Linked DNA regions of Homo sapiens: region 2 is linked to region 1. Evidence: chromatin loops called from intact Hi-C (ENCODE). Cell type or tissue: Caco-2. All regions are shown on one strand. Links, peaks and the distances in the headings refer to the core of each region. The heading gives the core; the rest is flanking DNA. Region 1 overlaps LOC105375167 (a long non-coding RNA gene). Region 2 has its middle 170 kb from the start of LINC02587.

Region 1 (11,144 bases), core at 1,375-9,374:
GTCTTCTGCCCTTTTGTCTTTCTCTCTTACTTCTTAAAACTCCCACAATGAGAATATTCGTTTGATGGTGCCCCATAAGTTTATAGTCTTTTTCATTCTTTTTCATTCTTTTTTCTTTTTGTTTCTATATGTGGGTAGTTGCAAAGAACATGTCTGGCAGCTCACTGATTCTTCTACTTGAGTGAATCTCTATGGAATTTTTTACTTTAATCATTGTGTGCTTCAGCTCCAGAATTTGTTTCATTCTTTTTTATGGTTTCTCTCTCTTTGTTCAGCTTCTCATTTTGTTCATGTTTTGTGTTCCTAATTTTTTTGTTTATATATCTATATGTATTCTCTTGTAGCTCACTGAGCTGTTTTAAAATGATTATTTTGAATCCTTTGTCAGATATTTTTTAGGTTCAGTTATTGGTGCTTTATTTTGTTTCTTTGGTGGTGTTATGTTTTCCTGATTATTTGTGATCCTTGTGCTCTTGCACTGGTTCTGTGCATTTGAAGTAGGCACATTTTCCAGTCTTTACAGACTGGATTTAGCAGGAAAAGCCCTTATCAGGCAGCCTGTCCAGAGACTGCTGCTGAAGTCTTCAGGTAGACTGGCCTGGTGCTTGGGTCAGTGAGCAGGTTTCTCTGGAGCTTGGGTCTCCAGGGTTGAGCCAGGTCCTGGGTCCACTCCATGGGCCTGGATTTTGGGTCAATGTAGGTGGTCCTGGTGTCTACATCTGTGGGTATTGGGCTAGATCCTGGGTCTACAGGGGACGGCCTTTCACTAGGTTTCATATGGTGGGTGATATGGCTTGGCTCTGTGTCTCCATCCATATCTCATCTTGAATGGTAATACCCATAATCCCTATGTGTCAAGGGAGGTACCTGGTGGGAAGTAAATGGATCGTGGGGCCAGTTTCCCCCATGCTGTTTTCATGATAGTGAATGAGTTCTTATGAAATCTGAAGGTTTTATAAGTATTTGACAGTTCGTCCTTCACATGCTCTCTCACATGCCACCATATAAGACATTCCTGCTTCCCCTTCTGCCATGATTTTAAGTATCCCAAAGCCTCCCTAAGCCATGCGGAATTGTGAGTCAATTAAAACTCTTTCTTTTATAAATTACCCAGTTTTGGGCAGTTCTTTAGAGCAGTGTAAAAATGGACTAATACAGTGGGTCTGACTACTGAATGGCTAGCCTGAAGCCTGGGTCCATCGTGGGAGACCTGGCAATGGAATAAGCTTTGAGCTTGAGTCTGCAATCACCAGCCTGGAATCAGAGTGAGCTTAGCACCAGATCCATGGAAACAAGCCTGATCCTGTGTCCATGGGGGGGCCAGTCTGGGTTCCTATTAGGTGAGCTTATAGCCTTGGACCATGGGGGAAGGTTACAGGGTCTTGCTTCCATAAAGGCTGGCCTGGAATCTGAGACTGTAGGGGCAGGATGTGTAGCCTAGATCCATGGTGGCTGGCAAGTGCCAAAGTTTACGGAGACAGGCCTGGATCATGGGTTTGCTAGTCTAGGGCCGTCATCAGCCTGGTGCTGAGATTGGCCTGGAGCCTGGAGCCATGAGGGCTGGTCTGGTGCTGCAGTGTGTCTGGAACCTGGGTGTGCTGGGCAGTCCTGGAGCCTGGGGCCATAGGGGTGAGCTCAGAGCCTGGGGACAAATCACAAGGAGGACGATTGCTTGATTGTATGGTAAGAGTATGTTTAGTTTTGTATGAAATTACCAAACCATCTCCCAAAGTGGCTGTACCATTTTGTATGACCCTTAGTAATGACTAAGACTTCCTATTATAATTTGTTTATAATCTCTGTTTTTTACAGAAATTGTCTTCTATATTAATTCATTTACTTATTCTAATTCTGTTGCCCCTTAATGGGATGTCTTATTATTCTTTTCCTAGGACAAAAAATAATAACTAGCTTTAGTTACAAGAAGCATCTTTAGTAAATATAACTTGACCAAATAAAACATTCAATGTAACTACCCTGCAGAGACTATATAAAAAGTTCTGGTAAAACAAAATATAAAAATAAAAATAACCTAAAATATACAAGTAAAACATACAGAGGCATTTAAAAGTAGTTTAAAATAATGTAAGTAGTAGTAACATAAGTAGTTTGAAAATGTATTGAAATATGCTCAAATTAATATCAACAGAAAGGCAAATAAAAAAGCAAGAAAATATTATGTGTTATCCATAATATTTTAAAAATTTGATTTGAAGGATAACATTGCATCTTATTACAGTTATTGGAAAATGGGGATCTCATATGGTTTCATTGAAATTGTAAATTGGTCATTTGTCATACACTACAAAATAAATATTTGTAGAACACATAAGAGAATAAAAAATATAGAGTCACTGTTTTCAAAAATTTTTGCTACTGGTAATATATATTGCAGAACTAGTGGCCTCGTTGTGTTATGTATTGTATAAATATTATACAACACGTGTGTCTTCATGAATCACTTCTGTAACTTGAACAACATGTTTAAATGAGTAGCTAATGATTACAATCTTATACCCAAATATGCACACTTTACCAACTGGACCAGTGAGTGTCTTAATTTTAGGAGGTGAGTGAAAAAAATTTTTAAGTATAAAACATTATTTTGCCATTGGAGATATTTTGTGTGTGTGTGTGTGTGTGTGTGTGCTGGTGAGAACTGGCAGCTTTTTAATATCAAATTTTCTGATAGATTTATATATTAACATATAATTTTACATTAAAAATAAAATAAAATATTTTCTTAATGAAAATTTCCCCTTGTGAAGATCAATTATAGATTTTAAGAAGAGGCCTAAATCTCATTCTTTATAAGAAGTATCTAATATTATCTGAATAGAGATTTAATTATATGAGCCCCTACCTTCTCTGTCTTTGTCTCTGTCTCTTTCTCTCTCTCTCTCTCAGATACATATTCTCTCTCTCTCTTTGTCTCTCTCTCTCTATCTCAGATACTTATTCTCTCTCTCTCTTTTTCTCAAATACATATTCTCTCTCTATCCCTCCTGTGAGATATAGAAAATGAAAAAGAACACTGAAGATTTCCCTATCGTTCTTCTAAATCAAATTTTTTTAACTCAACATGGCAGTGCACAGTTTGAAAGTTCCTTGAAAGCCTGCTGGACACATTCATTTCAGTCTCTTGAAGGTGATGTGCTTAACTTAAATAGTGTGGGAAGTTGTTCCATGATGATGCTAACAATATAGATTTATTAGTAAATTGTTTACTAATAGAGACAATATTTTGATCATAATTACAAATAAACACTTTGTGTTTCAAAAAATTCACAATTAGCTTATATAAATTAGAGGAAAGTAGAAAGGTCTAGCAAACATCTAATATTCAATTGGACATTTCCTTTGCTTCTTATTGGTGAAATAAAAGTAATCCAATGGATTAATAACATGCACATATTTAAGTAATAAAATGACATTGTTCTGAATATATGGTATCTTTACTAAGATGAAAGACATGATTATATCTTTTCAGTTATCTAAACAATTCATAACTGCTCAGTTTTGTTATTCAGAGTTGGCTTCATAGCTAAAATAATTTCTGAAATCTGCTTTCTGAGATTAGCAGTGCCCTCTCCTCTAATTTGAACAAAAAAATAATTGGAAAGGCACATGTATCAGCTTCCAGTTTATACAAGTTCATTTATTTGAAATCCCTTGAGCTCCTCCAATTAGAAAACAAGTTTTTGAGTTAATATCCTTCAATTGTTAGAAACTTGCGTCACTGCGAGAGCACAGTGAAACGTAAAGGTCCCAGCACGCTGGCAGTGGATTGTGAGGGGATGTGATTGTTCCACATTTAGACTGGAAAGGGTTAGGAACTCTGCTTCCTAATGTGCTTAATGAATGAAAGGAAAATTGGACCCCTGAGCTAGAGTCAATGACCTAAGAGAGTGAAAAATGTTCACAGGTTAACAAGGGCAACTGTTCTTTGCCATAATTCCCAGCGGAGGTGAATGACAAAGGGGCCAATGAACCTCTGTCTTGATATTATCTATTAATCAGTTTTATTCCAAGGAAAAATAACTTAGCATAGTTCTGGAAGACTCCAGTGTTGAACATCTTAAACTCTATGTTTGTTCCCTTTTGCTACTGATTCATTCTTTTGGTTAATATATTTTGTTTTAACAATTCATTTTGATATGTTTTATTTAAATGTACTAAGATATTTAGTGTATCATCTAATCAAATTTAAAATTTTAAGGATCTAATACACCTTAATGTAATAGACAAAGTCAGAACTGCTCACTTTATGTTCACATGGTAACAGATTCATTGGAATCTAATTAGTGCAAGTGACTATGGAGATTCTTTTTTTCCTTAAAGTGGGGATTATTTCAAATTTTTGTTTAAAAATATTTGTTTCTTTTGTGAAGGGAATTTTTATAGCCATACCCAAGCCACCACCCTGGTCATGTTCACAGATAGAAAACCCCTGATTGGCTCTTGATGAGTCATTCCTGGTGAGGAATCTTATCTAACACCTGCTTTATCTTCAATATCCTTTTCAAATTCTTGTAGTAAAACAATAACCAAGAAGGAAAAAAAAAATTGGGACGACTCCAGTTTTGAAACACCTGCCTTAGAGATAAAGATTGTAATTTTAGGCATTTGTAATGCCTTTACTTTTGGGCTGGAATTTGTTCTGCAAGCTGTGAGCATCCGCCAATTTTTTTGAACACGTGCTTGGCCTGGGCCTTACTTCAGTCTAGTAAATTACAAAATGACAAGATCATCTCTGTTACCATGGAAAAATCTGTGTATCAAAAAAATCTCTGAATCTCTGGCTTCATAGTAAATGCATTTTATGAGTTGAAGAAACATTACAGCATCAGCCCTAATGAATCAGTCAATAATCTTTTATGACTTAATTCCAGCCTGATACTGATAATCTGTAATTTAAAGTTAAAGAGGATATCCCAGGTTTATGTGACCACTGTGAACGAAAAAGGTCATTTAAAAAAAAATTGCAGACAGGAACTACACAGCTGGAAACCAGAAGCACTAGTTTTACTTGGGCTATTAAGAAAATTCACAGTTAACTGAATAAAAAATATTTATTTTACCTCATTTATTTTTCCATCAGTATTTAGACTTCTCCCACATTGGAGAGGTTATTGGAAGGGCACAAATTTGTTTTAAGATCATGAGTTAATTTGCTATGTAAACATAACTAATTACCAAGAGCATATATAATTTATGCTGTTACATTAATTAGTTATATTGTTTTTTTTTAATTTAGTTTTATCCTCATGTGTAAATGTTCTGCCACTAGACAGTCCTTGCCTGAGACTCACTCCAGCTGAACTCCAGGCACCCAGAAACTGCCTGGAAGAAAACTGTAGAAAGGGTATCTAAGCAAAATTAACCAGCTTCAGAGAGCTTGCCTTGCAAAACCAAATTGACTAAGTGATGGCAAATGTCATAGTACTAAAACAAAGTATTAAAAAAAAATCCTAAAAAGCCTCACAAGTTCCTTTTTGTGTGTTGCCTTCTGGGAATGTGCTGGCAGGAGTTTGATAAGATGGAATGATAGAGAAAAGCAAAGGAATCATCACGGGTCAGAAGAAAGAATGAAAGAAGTTGTGATTAAAACTATGATGAGGGCTGGGCGTGGTGGCTCAAGCCTGTAATCCCAGCACTTGGGAGGCCGAGGAGGGAAGATCATGAGGTCAGGAGTTCAAGACCAGCCTGGCCAATATGGTGAAACCCTGTCTCTACATGAAAAGACACTCAACATTATTAGTTTTAGGAAAATGCAAATCAAAAGCATAAGGAGATACCACTTAATACTACTATCATGGCTAAATAAAGAGGATGGACAATAACAAATTGCAGCTCATACATTTCTCATGGGATGATGAAAAGCTGTAGATACACTTTAGAAAATAGTTTTGTGGTTTCTCAAAAATCTAAATCTGGAGTTACTGTATGACCAAAAATTCCACTCCTAATTATATTTCCCCTAAAAATAAAAATATATGTCTGATAATAACTTGTACACTAATGTTTATAACAGCATTATTCAAAATAGCCAAAAAAGTAGAAACAACCCAATTGTTCATTAACTGATGAATGGACAAAAGTGATATATTTACTCAATGGAATATCTCAGCAAAAATGCATAAAGTACTGATACATGTTTCAATATGGATGAATCTTGAACACATTGTTCTAAATGATGTCAATCAGAAAACATCATGTATTATATGATGTCATTTACATGAAATGTCTAGAACAGGCAAATCCATAGAGGATTTGAAAGGAGATACAATTCAGTCCATACATTCTGCCCTTTGCCCCCCACATTTATTTCCTTCTCACATGTAAAGTTATATTCATCCCAGCCCAACAGCCCCCAAAGTCCTACCTTATTTCAGCATCAACTCCAAGTCCAAAGTCTCATTTAAACATTGTCTAAATCAGGTATGAGTGAGACTCAAGACAGATTCTTCCTGAGATGAATTTTTTCTCCAGTTCTGAATCTGCAAATCCAGAAGAGTTATGTGCGGCCAAAATGCTTGGTGAAAAAGAATAGAAAAACCATTCCAAAAGGAAGACATTGTAAAGATGAAAGAGGTAGTGAATCCCAAGCAAATCCAAAATTTAGCTAAACAAATTCCATTAGATCTTAAGGCTGGAGAATAATTCTCTTTGTCTAAATGCTGTGCCATCTGGGCCAAATTTGCAGGCCCACTGGAATGGCAACCCCACCTTCAGGGCCCAAAGGGGTGACAGTCCCATACCCTCAACTCTAGGTGGTAATCTCACCTTCCATAACCTGCAGATTGTCCCCTGAAGTCCTGTGCTAGGCAGCCTTGCCTGCAGAACCAAAGAGGTGTTGCAACCTGTGGAGCCAAGGAAGAGATTGCTTTGCTCCTCAGGTTTGTGCACTCTGGGCTTCTGGTGGCAGTGAATTATTTACAACTCACTCCGTAACAGGCACACATCTAGGATTGGAATTGCTGGGTCATGTGGTAAGTTTGCTTAACCTTTTTAGGAACTGCCATTGTTTTTCCAAAATATCTGAGCTATTTTATATTCCCAACAATAAATGAGGGTTCCAATTTCTCCACATCTTCAGCAATGTTGTGCTTGGTATTTCTGAGGCTTGACATTTTAAAGTAACTCCAGAGCACACTTACCTTCATCATAGTTTTTGTTTGTTTGTTTGTTTGTTTGAGACCGGGTCTTGCTCTGTTGCTCAGGCTGGAGTGCAGTGGTGCGATCTCGGTTGACTGCAACCTCTTGCCCCCTGGTTCAAGCAATTCTCCTGCCTCAGTCTCCTGAGTAGCTGGGACTACAGGTGCACACCACCATGCCCAGCTAATTTTTTGTATTTTTAGTAGAGAGTGGGTTTCACCATTTGTCCAGGCTGGTCTTGAGCTCCTGACAGGTGATCTGCCTGCCTCAGCCTCCCACAGTGTTGGGATTACAGGAGTGAGCCACCACGCCCAGCTGATTTTTGTATTTTTTGTAGAGACAGGGTTTCACCATGTTGCTCAGGCTGGTCTCAAGCTCCTGAGCTCAAAAGAATCTGCCCATCTTGGCCTTCCGAAGTGCTGGGGTTACAGGCATGAGCCACCATGCCCAGCCTATTGTTATATTTAAGAAACTACTGTTTAATTCAAGGTGACAAAAATTGAGTCCTGTGTTATCTTCTAAATGTTTTGTTGTTTTAGCCTTTACATTTAGGTCTATTGTCCATTTCGAGTTAAGTTTTGCATATGATGTGAGGAAGGAGTCTAAATTTACTCTTTTGCAAAAATCTATGCACTTGCAAAAAATGATGGAAAATTTAAAAAGGCTGTTTTCCCTCCATATTGGCACCTTTGTCTAAAATAAACTGACAATAAGTGTAAGGGCTTATTTCTGGACTTTTAATTATATTCCATTTATCTACATGTCTAGACTTATGTTAGTACCACATAGTCTTAAATCTTACAGATGTTAAGTTTTGCAATCAGGAAGTATGAGTCCTGCAACTTTGTTTTTGAATTTCAAGATTGTTTTAGTTCACTGGGTCCATGCCTTTTCATAGACATTTTGGGATCAGTTTGTCAATTTATTTAAAAAAAAGCAACTGGAATTTGTATGGGGATTATGTTGAATTTGTAGATTAATTTGAGAAACACTGTCATTTTGGCAATATTAATTTTTTCCAATGCATTAATTTTTATTTCTATTTACTTAGGAATTCTTTGGTTTCTTTCAGCAATGCTTTGCAGTATTCAGTGTACAAGAATTGAACTTCTTTTGTGAAATTTTATTACTGCTATGATTTGGATATTGTTTATCTCAACCAAAACTCATGTTGAAATGTGAATGTGGCAGATTTAGAGGTGAAGTCTAGTGGGAGGAGTTTGGGTTATGGGGAGATCCCTCATATATAGATTAATGCCCTCCCATAGAATGTGTTCTCACTCTCAGGGATGTGTTAATTTGTATGAGAGCAGGTTTTCAAAAGCACTCTGGCTTCCTCAGTTTCTTTCTTTTGCTTCCTCTCTCACAAGGCATTCTCTTTACAAATGTCCCTTCCACTTTCCAGTATGGGTTGAAACGGCCCGAGTCACTAACCAGATATAGAAGCCCAATCTTGAACCTTCCAGCCACTAGCCACTAGGATCATGAGCCAAATGAAACTTTTTTTTTTTTTTTTTTTTTTTTTTTTGTGAGGTGGGACAGAGTCTTGCTCTGTAGCCCAGGCTGGAGTGCAGTGGTGCAATCTCTGCTCACTGCTACCTTCGCCTCCTGGGTCCTGGTTCAAGCAATTATCCTGCCTCAGCCTTCCAAGTAGCTGGGATTACAGGCACGCACCACCATGCCCAGCTAATTTTTGTATTTTTAGTAGAGACGGGGTTTCACCGTGTTGGCCAGGCTGGTCTTGAATTCCTGACCTCGTGATCCACTCACCTCAGCCTTCCAAAGTGCTGGGTTTACAGGCGTGAACCACCGCGCCCGGCAAAACTCTTTAATAAAGTATGCGGGGCCTCATTTTTCTGTTATAGTAACACCAAACTGATTCAGACAATTGCCAAGTATTATTATTTTGATACTAAATGTAAATAAAATTGTTTTATTAATTTCATTTTTGGGTGTCCTTTGGCAGTATATAGGAAAACAATTGATTCTTTCTATATTGTTCTTATATCCTGCAATCTTGTTGAACTTGTTCATTAGTTCCAAAAGTTTTTTTAGGGAGAGACAGGAAATTGCTTATGAGTTTTAACATTCAAGATCATGAGATCTCCAAATAGAGGTAGTTTAGTTCTTCCCTTCCAATCAAGATGAATTTTATTTTATTATTCTATTTTATGTATGTATGTATATATCTTTTTGAGACAGAGTCTCACTCTGTCACCCAGACTAAAATGCAGTGGCATGATCTCGGCTTACTGCAACCTCTGCCTCCCAGGTTCAAGCAATTCTCCTGCGTCAGCCTCCCACGTAGCTGGGGTTACAGGCATCCACCATCACGCCCAGCCCAGCTAATTCTGATATTTTTAGTTGAGACGGGTTTTTACTGTGTTGGTCAGGCTGGTCTCAAACTCTTGACCACAAGTGATTCGCCCGCCTCGGCCTCTCAAAGTGCTTGGATTATAGGTGTGAGCCATTGCGCCCAGCCAATTTTATTTTTTTTCCTGCCTAATTTCCCTGTGTAGAACCTTCAGTAAAATGTTGAATAGAAGTGGCAAGAATAAATGCATTTGTAATAGATACTTTTTACCACATTGTAGTAGGTCTCTTCTATTCCCTGTGTTTTGTAATTTTTTTTCATCATGAAAGAGTTTTAGATTTTGTGAAATGCCTTTTCTGCTCTGTGTCTATTGAGATGACCATGTAGTTTTTATTCTTTGTCCTTTTAATATGATATATTAAACTGAATTATTTTCATGTGTTAAGTCAACCTTCCATTTTGGGATAAATCGCACTTGGTCATGGTGTATACTCATTTTTATTGTTGATGGATTTGTATTTAGGATTTTTACATCTTCATTCATAAGAGATGGTAGTATCTAGTTTTCTTTCCTTATTATACCTTTGCCTTGTCATTTTGTCTTCCTTATTTAGTCTTCTTTTGGTTTGTGAGGTCACTAGTGATGTGGACTTTTATTCCTGATTTTAACAATTTGACTCATCTTTTTTTTTTTCTTCATCCATCTAGGTTGTCAATACTTTTATTTTTTCAAAGAATCAATTTTTGGCTTTGTTGATTTTCTCTACTTTTTTCTTTTACCAATATCATTTATTTCTGCTCTAATCTATATTATTTTCTTCTTTCTATGGGCATTAAATTTAGTTTGATTCCTTCTTCTATTTCCTTTAGCTGGAAGTTTAGGTTCTTGATTTTAGAATTTTTTTCTTTTTGGTATAGACTTTTACTGGTATAAATTTACCTATATAAACTGTTTTACATACATCTTATAAGTTTTGGTGTATTGTGTTTTCCTTTTCATTAATCTCGAAGTATTTTCTATTTTTGCTTCTGACTTCTATGATTCTTGGGTTATTTAGGAGTATGTTGTATAATTTTCCCAACTTCGTACATTTTCAAAAACTCTTTAAGTTATTCATACATAATTTTGTTCATTTGTCTAGTTTCAATCATTAAGTTTATGAAGACTTTTTAAGGACCTAACATATTGTCCATTCTGCATGTGCAATAGAGAAAATGTGTATTCTGACGTTACTGATCTGAATATTTAATAGATGTCTGTTATGTCTGGTTGGTTTATAGTCTTGTTCAAGTCTTTTTTTTTATTTTTGGGTGCTCTGCCTACTAATCTATCCCTTTTTAAAAGTGGTATCGCAGTATCTATGTATTATTGTCAAATTGTTTTCCTTTCATTTTGTGAGTTTTTGTTTCATATACTTGGGATCTTTTTCTTAAATGGAAATATGTTTGTAATTGTTTTATCCTGATGAATTGACTCTTTCATCGGTATACAGTACTTTGGTATGTCTTTAGTAACTTTTTTTCTTAAATAATATTTTGTCTGATTTTAAAATAATTCTTTGAGCTCTTTTGTGTTAACTGTTTATGTGGTATTTTTTTGATCACTTTACTTTCAACCTATTTTTGATCTTTGAATATACGATGTGTCTTTTGTAGAAAATATTTTTTAAAA
Region 2 (11,144 bases), core at 1,245-9,244, 91 kb before region 1:
AAATGATACATCTTAGTGAAGAAATTCTCTTTGTGCAGAAATAGATTTGTAGCATGCTGAGGTGATCATGGTGAAGTTTTCTCTAGTTTTCTCCTGAATACTTTCAGAACAAACATTCAGCTGGGATTGCCTGGGTAGTTTAAGATATCAGTACCACTGCAAAATATCCACTTTTTTTAAACTTTCATTTTAAGCTCAGGGGTATATGTGCAAGTGTGTTACATAGGTAAACTTGTGTAATGGGGTCTGTTGTACAGATTATTTTCTCACTCAGGTATTAAGCCTAATATCCATTAGTTATTTTTCCTGATCCTCTCCCTCTGATAGGCCTAGTGTGTGTTGTCCCCCTCTTTGTGTCCATGTGTTGTCATTATTTTGCTCCTACTTATAAGTGAGAATAGGTGGCATTTGGTTTTCTGAGGATAATGCATTAGTTTGCTAAGGATAATGGCCTTCAGCTCCATCCATGTCCCTGTGAAGGACATAATCTTGTTCTTTTTTATGGCTGCATAGTATTCTATGTACCATATATGTACCACATTTTATTTATCCAGTCTATCATTAATGGGCATTTCGGTTGATTCCATGTCTTTGCTATTGTGAATAGTGCTGCAATTAACATACACTTGTAATTAAGACATCCACGTTTCAAAACTGGTGTGAATAATAAACTCCAAATCATATGCCCTAGATATTTCTTTCTTTTGGGATCTATTAAAAGGTGATTTGTTTAAAAGACCCTAGAAAAAGTCAGAAACTCATCAGAATCTGTTGTCCGTAAGATACACTGGAATTTTCTAAATATCTTTTCTAGTGGTTTGGGGGTTGGGGAGAGAAAAACTTGGAGGGTAGGCAGCAGTCTCTTGACTTTGTGTCTTAAGAGAAGACAGAACAGCTTTTGTACATCACTTCTATTCACAATCCTTTGGAAATGCTGCCTAGAACACAGGGAAAGATTAGAGAGAATCTCTCATGGAATCCCTGGCTGTCTATCAATATTTGTAATATCAGATTCATCTGAAGGTTACACCAATCCACCAAATATCCTACCAGGTACAGAAGAATGCATTAGGATTGGAGATGTTAAGGGATGCTTTCTTACAAACATAGAACATCAAAGCCATAATGTGTCCTTGGCCTGAGTCAAACCATTACTTCATGAGTCCTTTGTATATATGCTTTTAAAGAACCCAACTAAATAATAATAGTTGAAAGTAGTTAAAAATTTAAATATAGACTAATGTAATCTCATGTTAAATGTTTCATGTCCAACTCTTATTTATGTATTTATCTGTTGTAATCAAAGAAGACAACTGTGTCAGCTACAGCCGAAGAGATACATGTTGACTCTTCTTTATAGCCGTACTTTCTAATATTAGGTGCAAAGAACATAGGTATCAGAACCGGTCACAGCTGAATCAAGTACCAGCTCTGCCCCAGTGAGCTGTGCAAGTTTGAGTAAGCTTCTTAACTTCTTTGAGACTCATTTTCCATGAAATATAAAATATAAGTTTTCCTTGAGATTGTTTACTTTGTCTCACTTTTCATATAACCACTTATATGGCAGTGTCTTAGTCCGTTTTCATGCTTCTGATAAAGACATACCTGAGACTGGGAAGAAAAAGAGGTTTAATTGGACTTACAGTTCCACATCGCTGGGGTGGCCTCAGAATCATGGCGGGAGGTGAAAGGCACTTCTTACATGGCAGCGGCAAGAGAAAAAATGAGGAAGATTCAAAAGTGGAAACCCCTGATAAAACCATCAGATCTTATGAGACTTATTCACTACCATGAGAACAGTATGGGGAAAACTGCCCCCATGATTCAAATTATCTCCCACTGGGTCCCTCCCACAGCATGAGGGAATTATGGGAGTACAATTCAAGGTGAGATTTGGGTGGGGACACAGAGCCAAACCATAGCAAGCAGTAAATTCCCAATTAGGGAAATGCTATATTACTGAACAAATATATAATTTAGTGTCATAGCCAGTGTGACAATGTTTTAAAATTATGATTTCACTATAACTAGGGATTTATATAATTGATCACCCAAATTTTAACACTTTTGCAAATGAATGTGGGCATGAACGGTCATCTTAACTATATCCACATGAAGTGAGGGGTTGGCAGTGCAATTTAGGAGAGTCTGGGGGTAAAAACATCAGAATAAAAATAATGACTAATTATGTGCTTATAATCCCCTTAGGACATAATTATAATATAAAATAGTTTTTAAACTTAGAGTAGGCTTTTTAAGAGTTTGAGTACTCTATCAAAGGTTAAAAATGGTTTTTCTTAACTACTTTCATTGTCTACTCAACGTTAAGCATGGTTCCATAAATTAGGGACATGCTGGTTAAACAACTTGAAGTGGGTTTCCATTCTGCAGAGCTCTTTAGTTTCTTTATTACATTTATGACTGCCATTGACGTCCAAGGAAAGCTGCCTTAAGTATGGTTCCTCACAAGCAGATCCTGAGATGAACATTTATGTGCAAGGCATTTGCCAAGAAAGAGCTCCCAGCCCTTCCTTGCTTCTTTCCTCCTTTTCCTTCTTTCTCTTTTATTCCTTCCATTCCTTTTAAATGCTCAAAGATGGAAGGGAATCAACAATGTAAGTAACGGAAGGCACAATGTAGTATGAAAGTTCAGGGGAAGGAATTAGTTCTGCATGGTGGTGCGTGCCTGTAATCCCAGCTACTCGGGAGGCTAAGGCACTAGAATCACTTGAACTTGGGAGGCAGAGATTGTAGTGAGCCCAGATTGTGCCACTGAACTCCATCCTGGGCAATAGAGCAAGACTGTCTCAAAAATAAAAAGAGAGTTCAGGGGAAACTGTTTGATGCAGCTGTGGATGTGACAGGGAAGCATGAAGCAGAGGACCTATGCCAGGAGGAAAATGCAGGGCTAAACAGCTGGAGATGGAAGAAAAATCACACCATAATGTTCTTCTATGTACAAGGTCCCAATCAAGAGCCAGTGGTTTTTTTTATATTGAATTCGGAGTGGAAGCCAAACTTCTCTCCACAAAATAAAAGGTTATGCAAGATCAGGCCCCACCTGCCTCTCTGACCTCTTTTCATGTCATTCTTCCCTGCCTCTTCACTATGCCACAGCGACGCTAGCTTTCTGTCAGTTTCCTTAACCTGCCACACTCAGTCCCACCTTAGAAATTTTGCACTGGTTGTGCTCTCTGGAAGAGGCAAAAGGGAATTTTTTAGGGGAATGAAAATATTCTGTATCTTGACTGAATTGGTTGTTACACAGATAGATATAAATGTGTTTGTGAAAATTCATCAAACTGTATACTTAAGTCCATTTTATTATATATTGTATTGTTGACGTACATTGTAATACACCTCAACAAAGTTCGTTAAACAACAAAAAAAGATTCACTAGTTCAATTGTAGAACTCAACAATAAAGTAGAATTGATTTTACAATATTTCTTTTAAAAAAGAATTTTCCAGGAATGTGTTATCAATTCTTTAAAGTGACTGGTAAAATTCCACTTATGTGGAATTTAGAAGCTGATTTTCCCAGACATTAAACATAAATGAATGGACATAGATTCAGCCTAAAGGAAGTGGAATTTGGCAAGGGGCAGACTGCATGAACTGAAAATGGGTGGTGGACTAAGAATTCAATAGGGAGATATCACAGACTTCATCTATGATTTCCATCCAGGAACAGATCCAGACAGCTGTAGACTGTGTAGGGGGCCTTTAAAATACAGTTGCAAAACTCTATTTTATTTTAACTTGGTTTGTGTTAAATTCTTAAATCAGATCCCAGTTCATCACAGCAAAAACAAAGCAAACAAAAATTCTTTGGCTCCTTCTCTTTTAATATGGGGAGGTGTACTTAAGACAGTTTCAAGGATACTATTGAAGTAAGCCTCTTACAACCCACTTTGTATACAAGTAAAAGAGATCCTAAAAAACAAGCCAAGAGGGGACAAAGAAAGCATATACTACTGAGAAAAACAGTATATTGTAAGAAAAATAAAATTACTTGTGATTAGGAGCAGTATTTTTTTTCTTATTCTTTTTTTTGCTATAGCCTTGATTAAAAGGAAAGGGAAGGATTTATGCAGTTGGTTTACTACCCCCCAGATTTTTAGAATTATGTAAGGATAATAGTACTTCCCCACCCATCCCCTGAGGAGCTTTTAAGACTAGCATCTGTGAGGTGCATTTCCTAGATAAATGCAAACTGCCCTTTGACTCTCTTCAAGATAAGAAAACATTGACCCTTTCAACCAAGTTATTTATGACATTCACATAATGTGAAACAGTGCTTAGACCTGATGGGAACGCCCAGAAGTATATACACTGAAGGCAGTTAAGATTCCCCTCTGCTACTATCCAGGAGAGGCCACCACACAAGTCGAACAATGCCCAAGGCTCATTAAAGAGTTTGATGAATTTAATACAATTCAAATTAAAGAAGATCTCAGGGGAACATGGTTAGAAAAGAAAACCAGATGGGGCTCCAGGGTAGAGCATCCTGGGAGCAAGTGTGGGATGCCGTAAAATCCTAGAGATTCTGGAAACATGAGAAAATGCGATTTATCTTCTTGGCGAATTAACATACAAAATGCGTTGGTGGCATGGTATTGAGTTTCACATTTTAGAATGTAATTTCCAAGATTGTGAGGGAAAAAAGACCACTAGATATTGGAAGGAGTCACCTCCCCTTTCCATGAGACTTGCCAAAGTAAAGGGGAACAAAGTAAGAAAAATGCATGCAATATACCCATGCTAGTTATCAAGTGTGAAATGGCAGAATGTGAGTCACCAAGAAAATAGAGATCATAGATTAGAATGTCAGCTGGCCCAGGAGCTGTCCTTTCTTTTTCTTAGTATAGGAATAACAATGAGAAATGCTGCTGTTGGTCACTGGACTGAAGGGTGGTGTGGGTGCGGATTCTTTCAAAAGAAAGAGTATAGAAAAAGGGAAGAAACACTGTTTGCTATTTTACAAAATATACGTAAAGTTTCAAAATAAACCTTAAAATAGAAAGTAAGAAAACTGTATTGATTAAACTGGTCACAATGTGTTATCTCCATTTAATCTGGAGTTGCCAATTTGATTTAGTCATCATGGCATTACTGTTTGTGAAATAAACCCTGACTAGGCTCAGGCACAGGTGAGGCCTGGTATCTCTCTTTGGTCCGACAAGGGCTCCAAACTATGAGGAAATGATGGAAGGCTTTTGGTTTACTTTTGTTTTGTTTTGCAATATCTCTTGAAAACATTCTTACAATGGAACGTTGGTCATTTGCATTACTAATATCTTGTTGAAAATGTTGGCAGAGCTCAAACCCAGGATAAGTATTCCCAAATAAACAGAGCAAGGATTCTGGATTTTCAATGAGCAGCTTTCTTTGCCAGAAGGTAAAAAATTGTAAAAATCAAAGTCATCTGAAATTCTATTATTCAAATAGAATTATGGAAAAAAAAACTATCACAATATAAGTTCATACTTTATATCTAATTATGTACATGCTTTTCTTTTATTACATATAACGAATAGCTTTTCATTTCAAAATACTAAAGTAATTTTTAATAGCTGCTTAGCATATTATCTGTGTACACTGTGACTGTCACTAAATATACCATCTTAGAGCATTTAGGTTATTTTTAAATATTTTCTGTGCTTAAAAACAATGCTAGAATTAATATATGGAATTACTGGAACAAGTGCAATGTACTTTAATTATATTTCTGGTTCTTAATAAATAACAACATTGCAAAATTAAGGGTAGACTCAACAGTTTTAATTTTATAGTATATAAACTATAATGTATCAGAATTCCATTTTGCCCATAATTCTTTATCTTCACTTATTGACATAAACTGGTAAAAGGAAACAGGAATCATTTAGAGAGGAATTAGAGCACAGGAAGCCTGGAGTCTCCTACAATGACCTTATCAGAAACCCAAGGAAAAATATGTGTCACATATAAAAAATAACTTGACTGTAGCTCACGTTGGCAAGCTAAAATGGGAAATGAGGAATGATCAGAGATGGTTGAGAGAAGGGATAAGATCATCTTTAAAGGAAATCAAGAGATGCACAAACTATGGCAGGTTAAAACAGTAAAACAAAGTTGTACTGGGTAAATAAAGAGTTATGCTCTATATTTAATTGACAGACTAGTATAAATAAGTCATCAGGGATTCTGGTGAAACTTTTGGCTAGAATGTGCAAGCTGTCATGCTAAGCTGACTTGTGGTAGCAAAGACTAATGGTTTTCAGTGCACAGTGTCCATTGGGAGGAAACTGGAAGCAAACCTGGGAACTTCAGAGTGGTGATTCGTATCCCCATACTTGTCAGGAGGGCAGCAGCTGGAAAGAATGATGGCATCATGAATTCCTAGAACAGTATAACTTCTGGGGAGATATGTAACATAGCTTCTATAAGGGGAAAATAATGTCTCATTAATTAACTCAATCACAATTGGAAATCCCTATTAAATCTTCTAAAAATACATCTTGTCCCTTCCTTTCCTTACTGCTGCTGCTCTTTAATGGTGCAGAGCATTGGACTAGATTTTTCAGATAACTTACAAACATTCCTGCCTGCCTCCAGCCTTGCCTTCCATAGTATATTCTTTATTCCACCATCAGAGTAAACTCTCTAGCACATCTCTTATTTGTACCCACCCCTGCCTGCAAATATTTAATTGGCCAGACTGTAGGAACTCTCCACCATAGCTCAGAAGGCCTTCTGCAGTAGGGCCTCTTCCCATCTCATCTTCCTCCATAGCTCCTCTCCTGAAACACCTGCTAGCCTGCATGCCCTCCACCACATCATGATGCTGGTGCCTGCCTTCATACCTCAGTATATGCTCTTCCTTTTTCTCAGAATGCACCTCCTGTCCCTCGGGCACCAAGTGAGTTGTCTTTGAAGACTCGACTTAAATGTTCACCTCAGTTAAATCTCCGTAGACCTCCATGAAGGTAGAGTTAGAGGTTTGCCTCTCTACCCTCATTACAGCTCTTAGCAGACTGCAGACAGCAAAGCTTTTTGAAAGCAAAATGGGCTTTTCTTATATGTATCTTTAGAGTCCCTTACAGTACCTGGCACATAGAAGGTTCTCAGTACAGATTTATTGAATAAACGAGTCTAGATTTCTCAGAGGTGATATGGACAAAAAAGAAGGTAATTTTATTTCCACTTTCAAAGAGATTGAAAGTGTGTATCCTATAGGTGGTCAAACAACAATTTTAAAAAACCAATTTCCTTGTTATTATGGAAAGTGTTTTGTCTTTAAGTGCGGAAATGGCTTAATGACAGGAAGCAATGTGTAGGAATAAATGATCATTTCTCTACTTAGAGAAGTGTTAGTGTCAAGGTTCCCTAGGGACTGAGGCTGGAACACAGTCTCAACCAATATGTTAAATATATTGCTTAGAATAAAGACAAAAAAAAATTTTAAGTTTTTTCTCTCTTATTATAAGGTCTTCTGTGTAGTGAAATACCGAGTTGGTAGACATAGCAGGCAAGAATCCAATGAAAGCAATGAAAATAAAGAATAATGACATTTGACTTTGATGTAGGAAAATAAAGGTAACAGAGTTAAAGAAGACCCATTAATTCAACTCATTTTGAGTACTTATTATACATAATACAGAGTCCTATTTTAATAGCTGCAGGGTTACACAAGTGAACAAGTCTGAGCCATTGTATCTTGAAACATGAATGCAAATTTTACCCAAAATGCATTAAGCCTCAAAGTTATAAAGTTATATAGATGTTTCAAAATATTGAGAAAAATTTTAGTGGAAGAATCGGAGCTTCATAAAAACCATGTTATTTGAGCAGCTATTGATGTGTGAATATGATTTTTGAAGGTAAAAGTAGAGGAAGTGACTTAAAATAAAAATAAATAATAAGAAAAGATTGAATATGATTTCCTAAGTAAAATTCAGTGTGACTGAAAGGAGATCGTTAACAACAAAAAAATAAGATAGAAAGTTGATGTGAAGGGAGAAAAAAGGATAAGTTAGGATGGGGCAAATAAATATATAAGTTACTACACTCTTAATTATAAATCATGACCTAGGAAAAAAATCACGGAGTCTAGAAGACACCTTAGAATATTGTTGCAATGGTAACGGCAGCAACAACAAAACTATGCAATTTTGCATTCTAAATGTTATTGAAAATAAAGAGTGTTATTGGCAATAAAGCATTTTATTAGAAATAAAGCATTCAGAGAGACCCAGCTGTTGTGTAAAGCCACAGTGCTCCTCCACTTGAATAAGACTTAACATTTAAAGCTTTTTATTGTTTGCAAATTCTTTCATGTAGGTGACTTCACATCAGGTAAAAAAGAACAGGGCTGTTATATTCATTTTAAAAGTAGAATTGCATAGATCTAAGTGGTTTAAATAGCTTATTTCAAACTTGCATAGCTAGTAAGAGATAGATCAATCCAGGGATAGAATCTAGGTTTTCTGTAGGCAAATTCAGTGTTTTTTAATCTATGCTACTTAGCACTCAAGGAAGACACGGATATAAAGAACTAGAAAAATCCTAAAGAGCATGCTAAAATAATCAAGAGAGCAAAGGGGATTCTATAGAAAGAAAAACTTAAAAAAATATATATGTATTAGAAATCTAGTTTGAAAAGCAGTTGATTTTGTTAATAATTGTATAAATGTCACAAATAAAGTTAAGATGGCTTAGAACAGCAGTCCCCAGCCTTTTTGGCACCAAGGACTAATTTCGAGGAAGACATTTTGTTCACAGATGGTGACGGGGATCAATGTTTTCAGCATGAAACAGTTCCACCTCAGACTCAGATCATCAGGCATTAGTCAGATTCTCTTAAGGAGCACGCAACCTAGATCCCTCACATGTGCAGTTCACAATTGCTTGTGCTCCTATGAGAATCTAATGCCGCCACTGAGCGGACAGGAGGCTCACGTATTTACTCAGATAATTAGAATTGGAAGCTAGACCAGAAATTATAAATATATGGTCTGTCAGTCACACCAGTCTTTTAGATATACTTTGCATGACCTTTGCAGTATATTTTAACACAATATTTTAAGTGGCTGATATAATTTTGAAATTGAGAGGTTTTATAAAAAGATCCATATATGCAGCTTCTTTTTAAAATCAGAAGCTCTGAACAACATGTGCTTTGACCCAATAGAACACTCAGCCAAAATTGAATAGGAGCTTCACTCTTTCAAAGAGGAATTTTTTTTTTCTACTTCAGCACATTGTCACCAGGGTACACTACACAGGGTACACTTCTCCCACTGAATTACACCTAGACCGCCTCATGTCTTTATATGAACATGGTAAGTAGGCATTTCAGTGTTGGTCACTGCTCCAGAATCTAAGCACAGAAATGTTTGAGGTGCTATTTAATGATGATGATAGGCAAGTTAGTTGTATCTTCCTCCAAACTAACTGTTTGGGTATGCTAACAGAGAATGAACATCGAACGGGACTTTAGACACATTCTATCCATAAAAATGGGCTTCCATGTTAATGGTAGGTCTCCAGGGGAAAAAATCTAAAGAGTATTGTTTTGAAAGGACATGGCCCTGGTTCTTTCTGAAGTCAAAATTTATTTTTTCTCAGATTTTATAAAATTCAATTTCAATCATTTATTCAACAAATATTTGAATGCTCATTGTGTGCCAGTCATTCGTTTTAGTTGCTGAGGCCAAAGCAATTGGTCTATATATAAATCTTAAAATTGTATAAAATCTCTGCCCTCATGGATCTTATATTTAGTGAGAGTAGACGGAAAATAAACAATATAAATAAGTCAATATGCAATATGTTAAGTAAAAGGAGTTGAGAATCTATAGGGGATTATAATTTTATTAAAAGAGGTCATGTAAGAACTCACTAAGAAAGTTACATTTGAATAACAATTTTAAGGAAAAACAAGAAAAACTGAGACGTATCTGAGGGAAGAGGATTCTAAGTAAAGACTCTCAAAATCATTCCTATATGTTGCCCTTTGTGCTTGTTAGTTCAAGTTGTTTCCTGCTACTGGTAAATAAGAAACTTAATAATTTTGACCCCCCGAGTGTGAACCGTCTGATGATTCCTATGCATTAGATAATTTTTTAAAGGACATAATTTTAATTTATTAGTGGAAGGGCAAATGGAGTACTGAAGGATCTAGTAAGCTCAGTATCTAAAATTCTTTCAATTGCTCTTATCAACTGTATACTAGATGTAAGGTTTTCTTTTCATCTCCTCTCTCTTTTTTTAAAAAGAAATATCAAGGAGCTATGCATTCAAAAGCAAACCATTATTGCCAGAAAAATGTAGAATTAATTTGGTCTTTTTTGTAAAGTGACACAGGGGAAAATATAATATTTATTTCCCATGCTCGGGATTCTTCTAAGGCTCTCAAATTAATTGTCATATTTTAAAGGGGAAGAAAAGAAACTATTATTCATTTTGCATTGAGCATGGGCTAGATATTTTAACATTCATTTTGCCTCAGTGAGTACATTGAGACTCAGGGTAAATAATCTATACAAATTTATAGAGTTAATACAACAAGCCAGCCAGGATTCCACCTCACCTGATTTTAAAGTATGTTTCTATATTGCGATAAAACTGAAGGTTGTTCTTGACCCCAGTGTGACCATAACCAGGTAAACACAATGGCACTCACTTAAGATGGCTCTTGAATATAACACTAAGGAAGAAACTCGTATCATTTTTTGGAAGCATTGCGTGATGCTGATGAAAATATATGAATGGGGAGATTCATAAATAAATTGCTAGTAAAACAAGTGTCTGTTACTGGCCTATGGCCTTCTGCAATTCTATCTATGTACCGTTGGACAACACTCCCTCTTCCAAAAGCCTTCTGGAAAAGTCACCAAAACAGCAGTTCCTATATGTAGAAACCTAGAGCAATTTTTTTAAAAAGAAAAAAAAAAGGAAAGAAAAAGCTGAGCTCCCAATGGGCTCCATTGTGCTCAGGACACAGCAACAAAACACTGCTCTCTGCAAAAGAAATGTCAAGCCCATGGTGCTTGGAGAACCATCCAGCACTCTCACATAACTGTTCTGATGAGGTGTCGCCTATTTCCATCCAAAAGCTGTTGTAATATGATAACACCTTTGGGATAAGGCACTTTTCTG

Evidence for each region. A loop is a pair of places that touch in the nucleus more often than their neighbours do. Peaks named below come from ENCODE experiments on the same cell type or tissue, not always from the same donor. Only the 100,000 strongest peaks of a DNase experiment are listed, where the experiment ranks them.
Region 2: a loop joins it to region 1, with 7 times the contacts of the local background. A loop is called at or near these places in 3 of 110 quality-filtered maps.

What each region holds. Positions count from the first base shown.
Region 1 is chr7:15,758,626-15,769,769 of GRCh38, reverse strand. All of the region lies in intron 2 of LOC105375167 (a long non-coding RNA gene), which reads left to right. Among named protein-coding and RNA genes, the nearest start is that of LINC02587, 76 kb to the right of the region's middle. In Caco-2, for the core only: no CTCF peak of the experiment used is centred there; DNase peaks (open chromatin) are centred at 4,449 and 4,689.
Region 2 is chr7:15,849,074-15,860,217 of GRCh38, reverse strand. No RefSeq gene overlaps it. Among named protein-coding and RNA genes, the nearest start is that of LINC02587, 170 kb to the right of the region's middle. In Caco-2, for the core only: no CTCF peak of the experiment used is centred there; a DNase peak (open chromatin) is centred at 4,327.